Linked DNA regions of Homo sapiens: region 2 is linked to region 1. The links are chromatin contacts, found by Hi-C or POLR2A ChIA-PET in ENCODE. All regions are on one chromosome and are shown on one strand. The core of a region is the stretch at or near the end of the contact, and the rest is flanking DNA. Distances in the headings are between cores, read along the strand shown.

Region 1 (7,351 bases), core at 1,686-4,185:
AGTTGGAGACCAGCCTGGCCAACATGGTAAAACCCCATCTCCACTAAAAATACAAAAATTAATGGGTGTGTTGGCATGTGTCTGTAATCCCAGCTACTAGGGAGGCTGAGGCAAGGGAATCGCTTGAACCCAGAAGGCGGAGGCTGCAGTGAGCCAAGATCACAGCACTGCATTCCATCCTGGGCAATAGAGTGAGACTCGGTCTCAAAAAAAAAAAAAAAAAAATACACACACACACACACACACACCCCAAGGATAGATATTTATAGGGGATCACACTGATCTTTATATACGAGGTCTAGAACAAGGCAAAATGCAAATAAGAAAAAGTCCTGAATTCTAGTACTTGCCAGTTTCCATGGTGTAATACTCCCATCCTGGCCAGTATGGAGATACTAACAATTTAACAACTGGCTTGCAAAATTCCTGAAAATCTAACAACCGTCTCTGGGAGCTCATGGGAGCTGACCCTGGCACCTTAGTGTGTGTGATGAGATTTCCTCCTTCTCTGAAAGGAGGTCATGGTAATTTCATCTGTCAACTTGACTGGGCCATGGGGTGCTAAGGTGCTGGTCAAACATTCTGGGTGTTTCTCTGAGAGTGTTTCTGGATGAGATTAACATTTGAAGGCTTGGTGCAGTGGCTCATGCCTGTAATCCCAGCACTTTGGGAGGCCAAGGCGGCCAGATCGCTTGAGCTGAGGAGTTCGAGACCAGCCTGGGCAACACGACAAACCCCATCTCTACTAAAAATACAACAATTAGCTGGGCGTGGAGGCGCATACCTGTAGTCCCAGCTACCTGGGAGGCTGAGGTGGGAGGATCACTTGAGCCTAGGAAGTTGAGGCTGCAGTAAGCCGTGCTCACACCAGTGCACTCCAGCCTGGGCAACAGAGTGAGACCCTGTCTCAAAAAAAAAAAAAAAGAAGCGAAAGAGGGAGGCAGGAGAGTCAGCATCAGAGGAATGAGATACAGGAAGGAGTCGACTGGTCATTGCTGGCTCTAAAGATGCAGGAAGGGGTCGAGAACCAGGGAGTGCAGGCAGCCTCTAGAAAACAGAAGAGGAAGAAAATGGATTCTCCCACAGAGCCTCCAGGAGGCAAGCAGGCAGCCCTGCCGACACATTGATTTTAGCCCAGTGAGGGCCGTTCCGGACTTCTGATGTTCAGGACTAAGATATATTGTGTTATTTTATGCCACTAAATTTGTGGCCATTTGTTTCCAAGACGGTGGTATTGTCCCCATTTAACCAGGTGATGGAACAAAATTTCAGAGACATAAACTCTGTGGGTCACAGCTAGTGATGGGGGCCCAAAACAGGGTTTGACCCCAGGGCTGTCTGACTCCATGGCCCACGTTCTTTGTTGTATCCCAGAAGAGAAGCCACTGTTTACACGAAAGCACCTCTGGGAAGGTTAACAACTTCGTCCTGTGTCAGGCACGGGAACTGCGTAGCCTTTCTTCATGAAACACCAGAAAATAAAAGAAACCGGCCGGACACGGTGGCTCTGTCACCCTAGGACTTTGGGAGGCCAAGGCGGGCAGATCAGTTGAGGTCAGGAGTGTGAGATCAGCATGGACAACATGGCAAAACCCTGTCTCTACTAAAAATACAAAAAAAAAAAAATAGCCAGGAGTGGTGGTGGGTGCCTGTAACCCCAGCTACGCGACAGGCTGAGGCAGGAGAATTGCTTGAACCCAGGAGGTGGAGGTTGCAGTGATCCAGGATCGCGCCACTGCCCTCCAGCCTGGGTGACAGAGCACAAGACTCAGTCAAGAGAAGAGAAGAAAAGCGGAGGGGAGGAGAGGGGGAGAAGAAGAGAAAGGAAAGGGAAGAAGAGAAAGGAAGGAAAGGAAAGGAAAGGAACAACCACAAGCATCCACATCCAGCTTAAGGCAGAGATGAGTTTGCAGGAAGGAGGGGAAGCCCAAGGGCCGGAGTGAACCAGGAGCTGAAAACCAGACGGTGGCTGCGTGAGTGTGGCCAGCGCAGGCCGAGGCTTCCTGGTCCTGGGGTCCAGGGCTTGGACTCTGACTCCTCCACGGAGATGAGAGGTGTGGCCTGGGGGATGGACATGCAGAATCGAGACCCCTGCATAAAGCCAGGCCCCTTCAGTTCTGCGGTCTCCGTGGAAGGACAGAGCAAAAACACCCATCCCCAGCACAGGGAGATTGGGAGAGGGTCTGTCACTATGGGAGAAGGAAGATCAGAGATATTGGCAGAGCGGTCTCCAGAACTGATTAAAATCAGGCACCAGCAGATTCAGGAAGCCCACTTGAGTCCTCAGCAGGCCCCAGCCCTGGACACAGGGGCTCAGGACACAGCCACTACTAGACAGGAGACTGTACCCTCCGGGCCTAGTGCCTTACCAAGCACTGCTCCTGGGAGAATGTTTGCTGAACGGATGGTGATGGGGAGAGGGAAAAGAGAGGGGAAAGTGAGGGTGTCTAAGTCCAGCTTGAGACAAGGCCGGGGGATTCATAGTCTCCACCCACCCTCTGCCTTCAGAGGTCCAAGGATGGGGTGGGCACCAGCATGGGGCTGGGGGAGCCATGGGGGCCAGGGGTATCTGCTGTGGGCTCAAGGAGCCCTCCCAGGGCTCAGACCCCAGCCTGAAACTCTCCCAGCACTCCAAAAGCCAAATCCCACCCAGCTCTGGGCTGCTTCATGGGGCCCCAGACTGGAGAAGACACCCCACGAAGGGTCTCTAAGGAAGAGGCGCTGGTGGTCAGGCCTGGGCAGCTGTGGGAGCTGAGAGTTTAATGGGGAGAACGTGCTCTGTTGGCTTCACGCTCCAACATCAGGGGGAACCAGCTGCACCGTTTCCCCAGAATCACGGTCTCTTGAGCCCAATATTCAAATATATGCAGACGTCGGAGCCTGGACTATTTTTAGCTGAGACTCAGAGGGAGATGATCTCAGGCTGACTCGGAGAGTGGCCCAGTCCCAGAGGAGCGCAGAATCAACCTGAAAAGTCAGGCTTGGGGACCACCCCCTTCTCCTGCTGTAAGCGCCTGGATTCTGCACCCCAGGTGCCCTGAAGGTCTGTGTTGTGGGTGTTTATTTGGGGCGGAGGGACTGGTCTGCATCCCTGGGGAGCTGTGTTCTCTTTCCTTCGATGCCTTTTTTCAGCAAACACTTTGCTTTTCTGCGAAAAGACAAAGCGGGCTGCATGCTGGAGCCAGCGGCCTGGCTAGGGGGCCGTTTACCTCCCGACTCGGGATGCGTGGCTCAGCCTCTTATTATCTTGAAAGGCAGCAGAAGTCTGACCCCTTCTGTGTGAGCTTCCCATGGCTGTTATAGTCACTTACCACCGGCTGTGGCTTAAAACCGCGGGAGCGTATTTCCTCACAGTTCTAGAGGCCAGAAGTCCAGCATCAGGGTGCCAGCAGGGCCGTATTCCCTCTGAAGGCGCCAGAGAAGGGTCCATCTTTGCCCTCCCAGCTTCCGGCGGTCACCAGCAGGCCTTAGTGTTTGCTGGCGCAGCTGCATGGCTCTGATCTCTGCCTCTGTCTTCACAGGGATTTCTTCCCTGTGTGTCCCCGGGTCCTCTTCTGATAAGGACACCAGTCATTGGACTTAAGGCCTCTGCTAATCCAGTCTGGCCTCATCTCAAATTGAAGAACATCTGCACACACCCTATTTCCAAGTAAGATCCTATTCACAGGCACCAGGGGTGCCTTCAATGCATCTTTTGGGGGGAACACAATTCAACCCACAGCATCTTCTGTGTTGTTCTGCCCAAGGACAGCCACCCCCCAGCAGCCGCGGTGAGAAGTTCCCCCAGGTTTGGGGTTTCCAATCTTGGGTGGCGGCAGGCTGGGAGCCAGGGACCGCTTGAGCCTTACTGTGCTCTCCTGCTAGGAGGGGCGGCAGCTCCTTGCCCCTGGAGACAGCGCGGCTCCCCAGAGCAGCTGAGTGTCTTGCAGTCATCAACAGCCACCTCATCTCAGAGGCAGCACCTGGAATCTTACCTGCCTCACCTCCTTTAGTCCTCAAAACACCTGTGTCCCAGGATTATGTCCCTTATTCTACAGAGGAGGAAGCTGAAGTGCAAACTAAGAGGAAGTTCCGAAGCAGCAGGTTGGGGTGCCAGGTGCCAGCCTGGTGAGGAGCTCGGGGCTCTCGCGAGGACCGTGACGGGGCTTTCACCCCATCTTCCCTTCTGAGTCGGGCTTGTTGGGATGGGGTGGTGGGGTCTGCACCTGCACAGCCAAGGAGGAGCAGGGCAGCCTCACCCTAGCACAGTCCTGAAAAGAGGGCCCCGCCCCCTTTAAGGGAATACGTGATTCCCTTTTAGAGAGTGCTAGGCCGATACTTGGAGGAGCCAGTGTGGTCGGGCAGAAAGGGGTGGACAAACCTAAACCCTACGGACCTCTTTTTTGAGACCCCAAACTGCCTGGGCTCTTGCCTCCCAGAAGTCAGATCTTCCCCAGGGGAGGGTGTGGGAAGGTGGGGTTAGGGAACATACAGGGTCTTTGGGAGCCTTCTAAGTCAGCCAAGGCAGCTGGGGCAGCTGCAGGGCCAGAGCACAGGGAAGGCAGGTCCCCAGGTCTAGCTGCTCGGCCTCCAGCCCCGCCAGGCCCAGCTAAGAGGGTGCTTTGGCTGCCAAGAGAAGAACCCAGGGTGGGGACTGCCTCCTGGACCTCCACAGGCAGCTGGCCTCCTACAGTCCTGCTGGGACCTGGGACCCCGTCCTCTCTGCTGCCCTTCAGCTTCCCTGGCTGTGAGGGACAGAACTTGTTACCAGCCTCCCACTCATGTTATTTCTCCTGCCCTTGAACTTCAGGACTGTCTTGGAGCCAGCCGAGGCCTGTTTGCATCCTTTGCCCCCAGGTCCAGCTGGATCCCCCACCTTTTCCTCCACTGGATTCAGCCTAGTGGGCCCTGGGCTGCAAGAGAAGTTGCTTCAGCCCAGGGGCTGGGGCTGGAGGCCAAGGCTTCAAATGAGGCCTCCCCAAGTTGGTACTCAACCTCCTCTCCCTCCTTGGAGGGCAAAGCCATGAGGGCTGCAGAGAGGAGCTAGCCAGGTATGATGGGTAAGTGCAGTGGTTCACAGTAGAACCACACTAGACACATAGAGGAGTGCTTTATGAAATGCTGATGCCCAGCTGGGTGCGGTGGCTCACGCCTGTAATCCCAGCACTTGGGGAGGCCGAGGTGGGAGGATCACTTGAGCCTAGGAGTTTAAGACAAGTCTGGGCAACATAGTGAGACGCCCCCCCACCCCCATCTCTATAAAAAAAATTAGCCAGGTTTGGTGACGCATGCCTGTGGTCCCAGCTACTCAGGAAGCTGAGGTGGGAAGATTGCTTGAGCCCAGAAGTTTGAGGGCTCCAGCCTGGGTGACAGAGTGAGACCCTGACTCTAAAAATAGGAAATTTTTTTTTTTTGAGATGGAGCCTCAACCTCCACCTCCTGGGCTCAAGCGATTCTCCTGCCTCAGCCTGCCGAGTAGCTGGGATTATAGGCGCGCACCACCATGCCCAGCTAATTTTTGTATTTTTAGTACAGACGGGGTTTCACCATGTTGGCCAGGCTGGTCTCGAACCCCTGATTTCAAATGATCTGCCTACGTCGGCCTCCCAAAGTTCTGGGATTACAGGCATGAGCCGCCCTGCCTAGATATTTTGGTTTTTGGTTTAATTGGCTCAGGTGAGTCCATGGGCTGAGGGGCTTCATCACACCTGTTTCCTCACCTGTGAGTGGGGAGGGGTGGTCACCTGGCAGGGCGGTGGTGAGGCCGGCCCGTGCCTGCCCTTCCCTCCACTGTTCAGAGTTGGGCCAGGGCTGAAGGAGGCGTGGCCAGCTTCAGAGGAAGGTGTGGGAGCCGCAGCTCTGCCTGGCACTGACATCTGGGCTGCAAATTCTTTCTAATTCTCAACTTCTCCCCCACTACTGCCAGCCAGCCCCTTCAGCTTCATTTAAAAGTTCAGACAGGATTCAAAAGTAGGTTGATATATAAAGACCTATTAAAACTCAATACTAAGAAAACAACTCAATTAAAAAATGGGCAAAAGACCTGAACAGACACTTCGCCAAAGACGATACACAGATGGCAAATATATATGTCACGTCATATGTCATCAGGGAAATGCAAATTAAAACAGCAATGAGATACCACTGCACATCTATCAGAATGGCCCAAATCCAAAACACTGACAACCCCAAATGCTGGTGAGGCTGTGGAGCAACAGGAATTCTCATTCAGGGCTGGTAATACAAAATGCTATAGCCACTTGGGAAGACAGCTTGGCAGTTTCTTACAAAGCTAAACATACTTTTACCATACGATCCAGCAATCGTGTTCCTTGGCATTTACCCGAATTAGTTGTTGGAAATTGTGTCCAGGAGCTTCTGGACAGCTGAACATGTGGAGGTTCCTGGGAGGTGGCCGTCCAGGGAGGGCACGGAAGTTCCGTGTCCTCCGCCCCCTTCATACCTCACCCTACGCATCTCTTCATCTCTACTCTTTGTAAAATCCTTTACAATAAACCGGTAAACCTAAGTATGGCCATGTGACTAAGCTCTGGCCAATGGAGCACAATCAGAAGCAGCATGAGCTGACTCCCCCTCTCCTTTTTCTCTTTCATTGGATGGAATGAGGCCTTAGAGGGGACCCATCTTGGACCGGATGAGGACAACAGTCCAGAAATGCTGGAAGACCAAGCTGCATCTTTGGCAGATTATATTTTCCAAAGATAGAGGCAACACTATATCCCATTCCACGAGCACTTCTTCTGCTGTGACTTTGACACCCCTCCCATTGAGGGGTGGCATCTATGTCCCCTCCTCATGAGCTGCAGCAGGAGGAGCTTTGTGACTCTCTTGACCAATAGAGTATGCCAGCATTGACAGCATGTGGCTTCCAAGGCTAGTTCAAAAAAATGCCTTTCACTTCCACCTTATTCTCCTGGGATGTTCACTCTTGGAACCCAGCCACCATGCTGCACGGAAGCACAAGAGTCCTTGGAAAGGCCTACATGGATGGGAACCATGGCCCCCAGCCCAAATCCCCTGCTGAGCTCCCCAGCCGACAGCACCAACTTGCCAGCCACATGAGTGAGCTGTCCTGGAAGTGATTCTCCAGCCTTGGGGCAAGCCACCTCAGCTGATGCCATGTGAAGCAGAGACAAATTACCTCCACCAGGCCCTGCCCAAATTGCAGATCTGTGAGCAAAACAAATGACTGTGACTGTTATAAGCAGAAAAGAAAATAGAAAAGAAAATGGATTCCACTCAAAAACTTGGAAGTGAACATTTATAGCAGCTTTATTCAGAACTGCCAAAACTTGGAGGCAACCAAGATGTCCTTCAGTAGGTGAATTTGTAAACAAACTGTGATCCATCC
Region 2 (7,912 bases), core at 379-2,878, 40 kb before region 1:
GCACAACCACCGTCTCATTTGATAATTTTCTAGAATGACCTACAGAACTCAGGAGAGTGCTATACTTAACAATTATAGTTACCGCAAAAGGTTACAAATTAATGGCCTGGCGCAATAGCTCACACCTGTAATCCCAGCACTTTGGGAGGCTGAGGCAGCCGGATCACAAGGTCAGGAGTTCAAGACCAGTCTGGCCAACATGGTGAAACCCCACCTCTCCTAAAAATACAAAAATTAGCCAGGCACGGTGGCGCACGCCTATAATCCCAGCTATTGAGGAGGCTGAGGCAGGAGAATTGCTTGAACCCAGGAGGTGGAGGTTGCAATGAGCCGAGATCAAACTACTGCACTCCAGCCCAGGTGATAGAGCAAGACTCTGTCTCAGAATATATAAATAAATAAATAAATAAATAAATAAGTTACAAATTAGGACCAGCCATGGGACAAGATGCACAGGCCAAAGTCTGATGGGATCTAAACGCGGAGCCTCTGGCCATCTTCTCCCCAGGGAACCCTGGGCGGTCTTCCCACCTCCTGGCCCTAATGCCTGACAACATTCAAGAGTGCTTCCTGCCAGGGAAGCTCACCTGAGGCTTTGGGGTCCAGAGCTTTTCCTGGGGCTCCATCACACGCTAACCATGTGACTCACCTATCCTCTTCAGTCCCTCTGGAGGTCGGCACTGATACGGGATGTCCTGAGGCCCCCATCATAAACCGCATTGCTGGACCCTCCAGGGGCCAAAGCCCTTGGGCAACAAAGACACTCCTGTCAGGAGGGACATGGTGTGGCCTAGAGATCACCCTCCTCCGCGGTAACCAGGTCAGAGGCCAGGCATTCTTTGGGTCAGTTACCTCTCCTGCACGCAGTGTCTAGCTCCTAGGGCTGTGAGGGTTCTGCGAGCTAATCCCTCAAAGTGTTTGTTGCAGTGAATGCTTGATACATGTGAGTTGCCATCATATCACAGCACTGTATTTAGAAAGGGCACTGTCTCAGGCTGTTAGAGCAGGGCTGAGTTTTGGCTGGAGAGATGATGCTATAGATACCAGGGACCCTGCCCTGTCAGGTGCAGGATTTACAGCAGGATGAAGGAGAACCGCCCCGGTCTCTTGAGCCCCCTCACCCTCTCCCAGAACCCTAGAAGGGAGAGTTTCCAAGAGCACAGCGTTCCCAGCCAGTGGACCCTCAGAAAATAGAAGTTGACCGAGAGTCTAAGATGGGCTTGAGCAAGGCAGTTTATCAGGGCTTTCAGCTGGAGCAGCAAGGGGGACAGTACAGGAAGAGACCTGCAGCTGGCTCCCCAAAGCTGGTCGGACTGTTGATTTATTTTCCTTCCGGCCTCCTCCAGATGACATCATTGCATGTTTAGGGTGGTCTGTCCATCATGACTGCACAGTCTCTGTCACGCTTCTTCACGCGACGCATGTCTCATTAGCATCTCAACTTTCCATCCGGGGTATGATGTTTACCATTAAAATGAAGCAAAGGTACAGTTAGGGCGGGCTAGGACCTTGCTGGGGATGTGCATTTGGGGATTGTGGAGAGTCCCTACTGTTAACAGCCACGACATTTGTGGTTTAAGCACTCTGTGTGTTTTAGATTTACTTGGCCTATTTTTGTGAAAGGAAGCGTTTGTGGTTACAGGGCTGCATGGCTGAGTATGGCTGCAGTCAGCATGGTGTGTAAGGAAAACAGGGACCCTTCCCCCGTCCCTGTTCTGCTTTCCCCAGCTGTCTCAAAAAGGGCACTTACAGCGGGGCGCCAAGCGAGGGGAACAGGCAGCTAAGGCTGAAGACCCAAACTCCCGACGGCTCACAAGCAGGGGTTTTGTTTGTTTGTTTGTTTGTTTTGAGACCGAGTTTTGCTCTTGTCGCCCAGGCTGGAGTGCAGTGGAATGATCTCGGCTCACTGCAACCTCCGCCTCCTGGGTTCGAGCGATTCTCCTGCCTCAGCCTCCCGAGTAGCTGGGGTTACAGGCACCTGCCACCACGCCTGGCTAATTTTGTATTTTTTAGTAGAGACGGGGTTTCACCATGTTGGCCAGGTGGGTCTTGAACCCCTGACCTCAAGTGATCTGCCCACCTTAGCCTCCCAAAGTGCCAGGATTACAGGCGTGAGCACAGGCAAGGGTTTTTAAAGGCAGGGATGCATTTCAGGAAAGCGAGGGGTGCATTGCAGGTAAAGTTGTAAACCCATACATGGAGGCTGTACCTCAGTGTGGCCATGGGCATGATTCTCCAGGCCTCTCAGGATGAAATTCTGAACAAAGAACGGCAGTCAGAGTGCCGCCCTCGGTTCCCCACATCTGAGGTCTATAGGATAGAGGCTGGCAGTGGGGGTTTCTGAAAAACAACTCGAGAACATATGTGAAGATGTTATCTTTAGTTTCTGTAGGAACCAAAACACCTTGTTCCTCTGGCTTGCTTGGGAGGCTCCTGTTGCTCTCATCTTGTTTGTTGCTATCTTCCTGCTTATCCGGCTGCTCATTTATTCTCCAAGGCTAGCTAGTGCCTGGAATTTCTCCTGAAGGAACTCAAGACTTTTCCTTTATTTCCATGCTGTGGTTGGGGGGTGGGTGCGGGCAGGCCCCTAGGCGGGTCCCCGCTCTGTCTCTGCATCAGGAGAACTCATGGGACCCCCTGCAGAGAGCCTTGAAATGTGTCTCCTGCAGCAGAGAAATGCAAAGCATGGACACCTGGCCCAGCCTGGAAATGCGTGAGTGAGGGGGCCAGGGGTCTGCCTCCCCCAGAAACATCTCCATGGTGAGGAAATGGCTGTGGCCATTCGGGTGGTGGAGCGGGAGCCCTACAGGCCCAGGTTTGTGTGTCAGGGCAAGGAGATGGGAGTGTTCCTTGCAGACCAGAGAGAGAATCACAAGGGGCTACCCAAGGACCCTACCAGTGGGGCCGTCTGGAAGGGGATGGGGCAGTGCCCAGAAGGATGCTCGGGGGGGCTTCTGCTGGACGTCACATGGGACTACTCAGGATTTGAGGAGCATCCCCCAGGGTCACAGGGACCCAGAGCCCAGCAGGGAACCTTCCAGGAGCCCTTGGAAGCCAAGAGGGGAAGCTGTCCAGGCGAGTGAGGACCACCCTAGCAGGTTCCCACCTCCTTCCCCCCAACCCCCTCTCTCTGCCAGGGCTGGGGCAGATCATCCGCCCCATCCCCTTCCCATTGCAGCCTCTGGACTGGAGCAGGCTGAGCTGGGGAAGGGAGAAGATTCAACCCCTAGTTCCCTTGAGAGATATGATTAAATATCATGGGCTTGTAGGGGTGGAAAACTCATTTGTTCCTACAATACTCATAAGTTCTCAGCTGGAACAGCCTCCTGGAACAAAAAGACAGATTAACAAGAGAAAGGCAGACGTGCATCAGCATGCATGCTGCCTTTTTCTTTTCTTTCTTTCTTTCTTTTTCTTTCTTTTTTTTTTTTTTTTGATATGGAGTCTCGCTCTGTTGCCCAGGCTGGAGTGCAGTGGCAGGATCTCAGCTCACTGCAACCTCTGCCTCCCAGGTTCAAGCAATTCTCCTACCTCAGCCTCCTGAGTAGCTGGGATTACAGGCGTGCGCCACCACACCCAGCTAATTTTTGTATTTTTAGTAGGGACGGGGTTTTGCCATGTTGGCCAGGCTGGTCTCGAACTCCTGACCTCAAGTGATCCGCCCACCTCGGCCTCCCAAAGTGCTGGGATTAGGCCCAGCCAGCATACACGTTGCCTATGTGCACAGGAAGCACCCAGGGAATGCCTGGTTCTCAAAGAGATGGCTTTGAATCCCAGATCATGTTGCATCTTCCACAGAGAACAGTACATCTTTGGAGAAGTCACAAGACAAAGGGAAAGGACTTTGGGTGCAGCCCCCTGGAGAGGCACAGAGCTGGCGGGTGCAGGCTGGCTGGGGAAACCTGTTCTTGTGGATGCCTCTGGAGCTGGCCTCAGGCCCACAAGGGTGCAAAGGTGTCTTCAGTGGCTCAGCTTTGCTCCGTGGTAGAAAGGGGAGTGGGACAGCTTCTGTCTCTACAAATCTATGTCCTGCTTTTAGGCAAACAGAGGGAGTGCAGAGCTTCCTGCACCTGCTTCTTCTTAACTGCCCGCAGCTCAACAGCCTGATGCCAAAAGGTGCACATTTTGGGGCGGCACATTTCTGATCTTCCACAAGCTGAATATTCTGAAGACCAAATTAAGACTGTGTTTGCAACCCAGCGTGGCCACGAGCTATTACCTAAGAGAAGGAGCTGGGGCCATGCATTTGCTAATGTTTGCATCCAGGGGTGAGGGACAATGGACCTCCTCCCATCGACACATGAAAGGGCAGGGGAGAAAAAGCAATGACGTCAGGAGCCAACAAGGCAGTTACCCAGAGAGACAGGACTGGAAAGGTTTACAGCCAAATGCTAGCGGTGGGTATTTGGGGTGCGGACGGGATTGTAATTGGCTTTATCTTATTCTGTGTGGTTTTCTCTATTTTCTCATTTTTCTACTGTGGATGTGAATGACTTATATAATTGGGAGGAAATGCTGGGTGTTTTTGTTTTATTATTTTTATTTTTATTTTTTAATTCTTTTTTGAGGCAGAGTCTTGCTCTGTCACTCAGGCTGGAGTGCGGTGGCGCGATCTCAGCTCACTGCAACCTCCACCTCCCAGGTTCAAACAGTTCTACTTCAGCCTTCTGAGTAGCTGGGATTACAGGCATGTGGACCACGCCCGGCTAATTTTTGTATTTTTGGTAGAGATGGGGTTTCGCCATGTTGGCCAGGCTGGTCTCGAACTCCTGGCCCGAAGTGATCCACCCATCTTGGTCTCCCAAAGTGCTGGGATTACAGGCATGAGCCACCACGCCCGGCCTCTGTTTTTGTTTTTTGTATAAAAAGGAAGGCACTCAGGATAGGGAGTTTTCCTTTGCAACTGAATTCTGGAGTCTTGGTATGAAACAGGCAAAGCTGGTCGACCGTCCGGCCTGCTCAGGGAGGCTTCCCCCAGAACCCCTCAAGGTGGCCTCTGGTGTGGGGACTCTGGGATTTTCTGCTTTTGAGCTGGAATTTTTTTCCCCTGCATGTGGCATCCTTCACAGAGATCAGAACAGGGCAAAGGCAATTTGAAGTAAGGAGCCCAAGATAGTGGGAGAAAAGGAGAAAAATAAAACCTCATTGTCTTTGACATTTCTGGAAGGCTCTGGGTTAATTGCAGTGCTGGGAACTATGTGTGGAAACCACAGAGCCTGCTCCTCCCCTGTGGCCAGGGCAACTTCTGGAATACCCTGTAATTAATAGTGTCCTTTCCGGTAGTGGCTTCGGTAGTGGCTTCTCAGCCTCTCATCAGGCCCATCTCCTGGAAACAAAGACCTGTTCAGAGGTGCTGGGCCTTCTGGTAATTTCCTTCCTCAATCCGTTTGTCTGGAGAAGAGTTCACTTGAAAAGGACTTCCAGTGAATTCCATTTTACGATCACAAAAGCACTGGGGGCAGTTGCCGTAGCAACCAGGGATGGGCCAGTCTATTAATTTGTAGAGGAACAATGATGGATGTCCTGACCCTCACAGGAAGCCTGAGGTCGGCATGACCATTGTTTCTCTGATTCTCCTCCCATCATCTCTGAGCAAGGGAAAAATAAACCTGTGTGGTCAGCACTGGACCAGAATAAGAGAATTATCCAGAACCTCCGAGGCCCCTGGTTCGTCAATGTCCCCTGCTCCGGCTTCTTTCCAAATATGTTTATATCCTGTCCCCGACTCTCCGAAAACAAGAGGCACAAGTGTCAGCTGTGTGTTTAAATAAATAAATCTCCATCAACCCCAAAGGACAAATCCGGAGATGCCTGGTAAAGAAAACAGCTTCCCAGGGCAAGGCCCTGGGGGAGGGTGGGGTGGGAGGCCTCTGAGGGATTTCTCAGTATCCACCTGTCTGCCTTCACAGTCTTGCAAAACTTTTTTTCTGTTTTTGAGACAAGGCCTCACTCTGTTGCTCAGGCTAGAGTGCAGCGGCGCAATCGTGGTTCACCTCAGCCTTGATCTTCTAGGCTCAGGTGATCCTCCCACCTCAGCTTCTCAAGTAGCTGGAACTACAAGTGTGCACCACCAAGCCTGGGTTTAAAAAAAAAAATTACTTATAGAGATGGTGTCTTGCCGTTGTTGCCCAAGCTGGTCTCAAACTCCTGGGCTCAAGTGATCCTCCTGCCTCAGCCTCCCAAAGTGCTGGGATTACAGGCATGTACCACCTCACCCAGTCCCCAGTCTTGCAAAACTTAATGTTGACTTTCATTTTATCTAAGGATGAAGGAAAGTCAGGGGGGTGTAGGGTTAGAGCTCAGGAAAACCTTGCCTGAGGTTGTGCTAAGAGATGGAAGGAGAGGCCGGGCACAGTGGCTCACACCTGTAATCCCAGCACTGGGAGGCTGAGGCAGGAGAATTGCTTGAACCAGGACCTGGGAGGTGGAGGTTGCAGTGAGCCGAGATTGCACCGCTGCACTCTAGCCTGGGCTACAGAGCGAGACTCTGAAGAGCTGGAAGGAGAAGCCCAGGAAGACTGGGAATCCCTTCCCCTAAGATGCTATACCAGAGAAGAACCTGGGGAGCCAGCGATTGCTCCTCTCATCTGTAAAACCTTCCATAGGAGCCCCCATGCTTGGTTCAATACAAAGCCTACAGCCTCTCCTCCACCTGCAGAGCTGAGACCGGCAGAGACCAGGGAGCATGGTATGCCTTGGACAAGAGATGGGAGGGGCAGCAACAGGGCCACCTCCCTGGCCCCAGTTCCAACTTGGCCTTTCTTTCTTTTCTGGCACTTTCCCAGGCAGACCAGAGCCATGCACTCAATTAACCCTCAACGCTGGAGAAATTGGTCTTCAGCCAGAAAAATATAAATATAAACAGGCACCGCAGCGTTTTCTTAATCTTCACAACAGTTCTATGGGCTAGGACTGCCACTGCCCAGAGGGGGACCTTTTTCAGATTTACCCAAAGGTACCACATAAAGCCAACAGCCACCCCAGTAGCCTCCGCTTTAGACAGGAAGAAACTCAGAGAGGTTAAGTAACATATATAAGATCACACAGCTGGTCAGTGGTCATTGGGATTCAAGCTAAGTCTTTCCATTTCACCGGTGGAGAAATCAAGGCTCAGAGAAGTGAATTATCTGTGCAAGTTATACAGCCAAGAGGTGACTGAGCAAGGCTTCGACCTCATCTTTGATGTCTAAGCTTGTGGTTCCCACCGTGTTATGTTGCTGATGCTCTACCCAGCAGAGTCCCCGGTCTCTGGACATTTCCCTTTAAACACCGCATCTGTTGAGGTCTTTTGCTCAGCAGAACCTTGCTTTAGGCAATGCTATAGAATGCAAAGACCAGGCTTGGATCCCAAGATCACTGACCAGCTGTGTGATTTTAGACATGTTACTTAACCTCTCTGTGTTTCTTCATTTCTAAAATGGAAGCTGTCAAGGTGGCTATCATATGGTACCTTTGGGCAAAGCTGAGAAAGGCTCCCCTCTGGGTGATTGAAGCCTGTGTGTGGGCTCCCAGTTGGGTGCATGGAGCCCAGGCTGGATTTCAGCCCCGCTCAGCATTTGGCCTTTTGCTCTTGTGTAGTGAAAACCTGCACAACTGTACAGGGCGGCCTTGGGAACTGCAGAGGGTCTTGGATGCAGTGAAAAACAAGCTTTGGAATCAAAGATGAGGGCCTGAACCCTTGCTTGGTCATATGTGCAAAATGTCTTGTGCAGCAAAGGTGCAACGAATGGGGGCGAAAACAAGAAGCAATGCCTTGAGCAGAAGCAGCTCTGATGGCCAGGGCGTGAACTAGGGCTCCAGGGCCACGCTGTCTCCACATTTCCAATCCTCATAGGACCTGCTCCTGGCTAAGGGCAAGAACAGACTTGGGAGAAGGCAGGGAGCTGCCCCATGATGGGTCCCTTCCTGGCCA

The links. Hi-C counts contacts between places; a loop is a spot of excess contacts on that map. ChIA-PET counts read pairs that join two places held with the same protein, here RNA polymerase II (POLR2A). Pooled maps may share reads with other maps.
Region 2: a map of B cell shows a loop between it and region 1 (8-fold over the local background). The contact joins two enhancer-like sites. A Hi-C loop is called at or near these places in 7 of 168 maps with a recorded cell type or tissue (B cell, CD4-positive, alpha-beta T cell, CD8-positive, alpha-beta T cell and 3 more), 5 of 37 single-sample maps with no recorded cell type and 13 of 50 pooled maps. POLR2A ChIA-PET finds 5 or more read pairs at or near these places in 17 of 52 experiments (B cell, BJ, CD4-positive, alpha-beta T cell and 12 more).

Annotation. Positions count from the first base shown.
Region 1 is chr17:76,953,828-76,961,178 of GRCh38, reverse strand. All of the region lies in intron 2 of LOC105371899 (a long non-coding RNA gene), which reads left to right. Among named protein-coding and RNA genes, the nearest start is that of MGAT5B, 89 kb to the right of the region's middle. RefSeq lists an enhancer at 2,431-3,344. Within about 2 kb of position 2,935, at least 3 of the 41 ENCODE cell types and tissues checked have a DNase peak (open chromatin) inside an H3K27ac peak, as active enhancers do; they include OCI-LY7, where a contact is called at or near this core.
Region 2 is chr17:76,991,912-76,999,823 of GRCh38, reverse strand. No RefSeq gene overlaps it. Among named protein-coding and RNA genes, the nearest start is that of SNHG20, 93 kb to the left of the region's middle. RefSeq lists enhancers at 1,338-1,417, 1,373-1,913, 4,084-4,625. Within about 2 kb of position 1,628, at least 5 of the 41 ENCODE cell types and tissues checked have a DNase peak (open chromatin) inside an H3K27ac peak, as active enhancers do; they include OCI-LY7, where a contact is called at or near this core.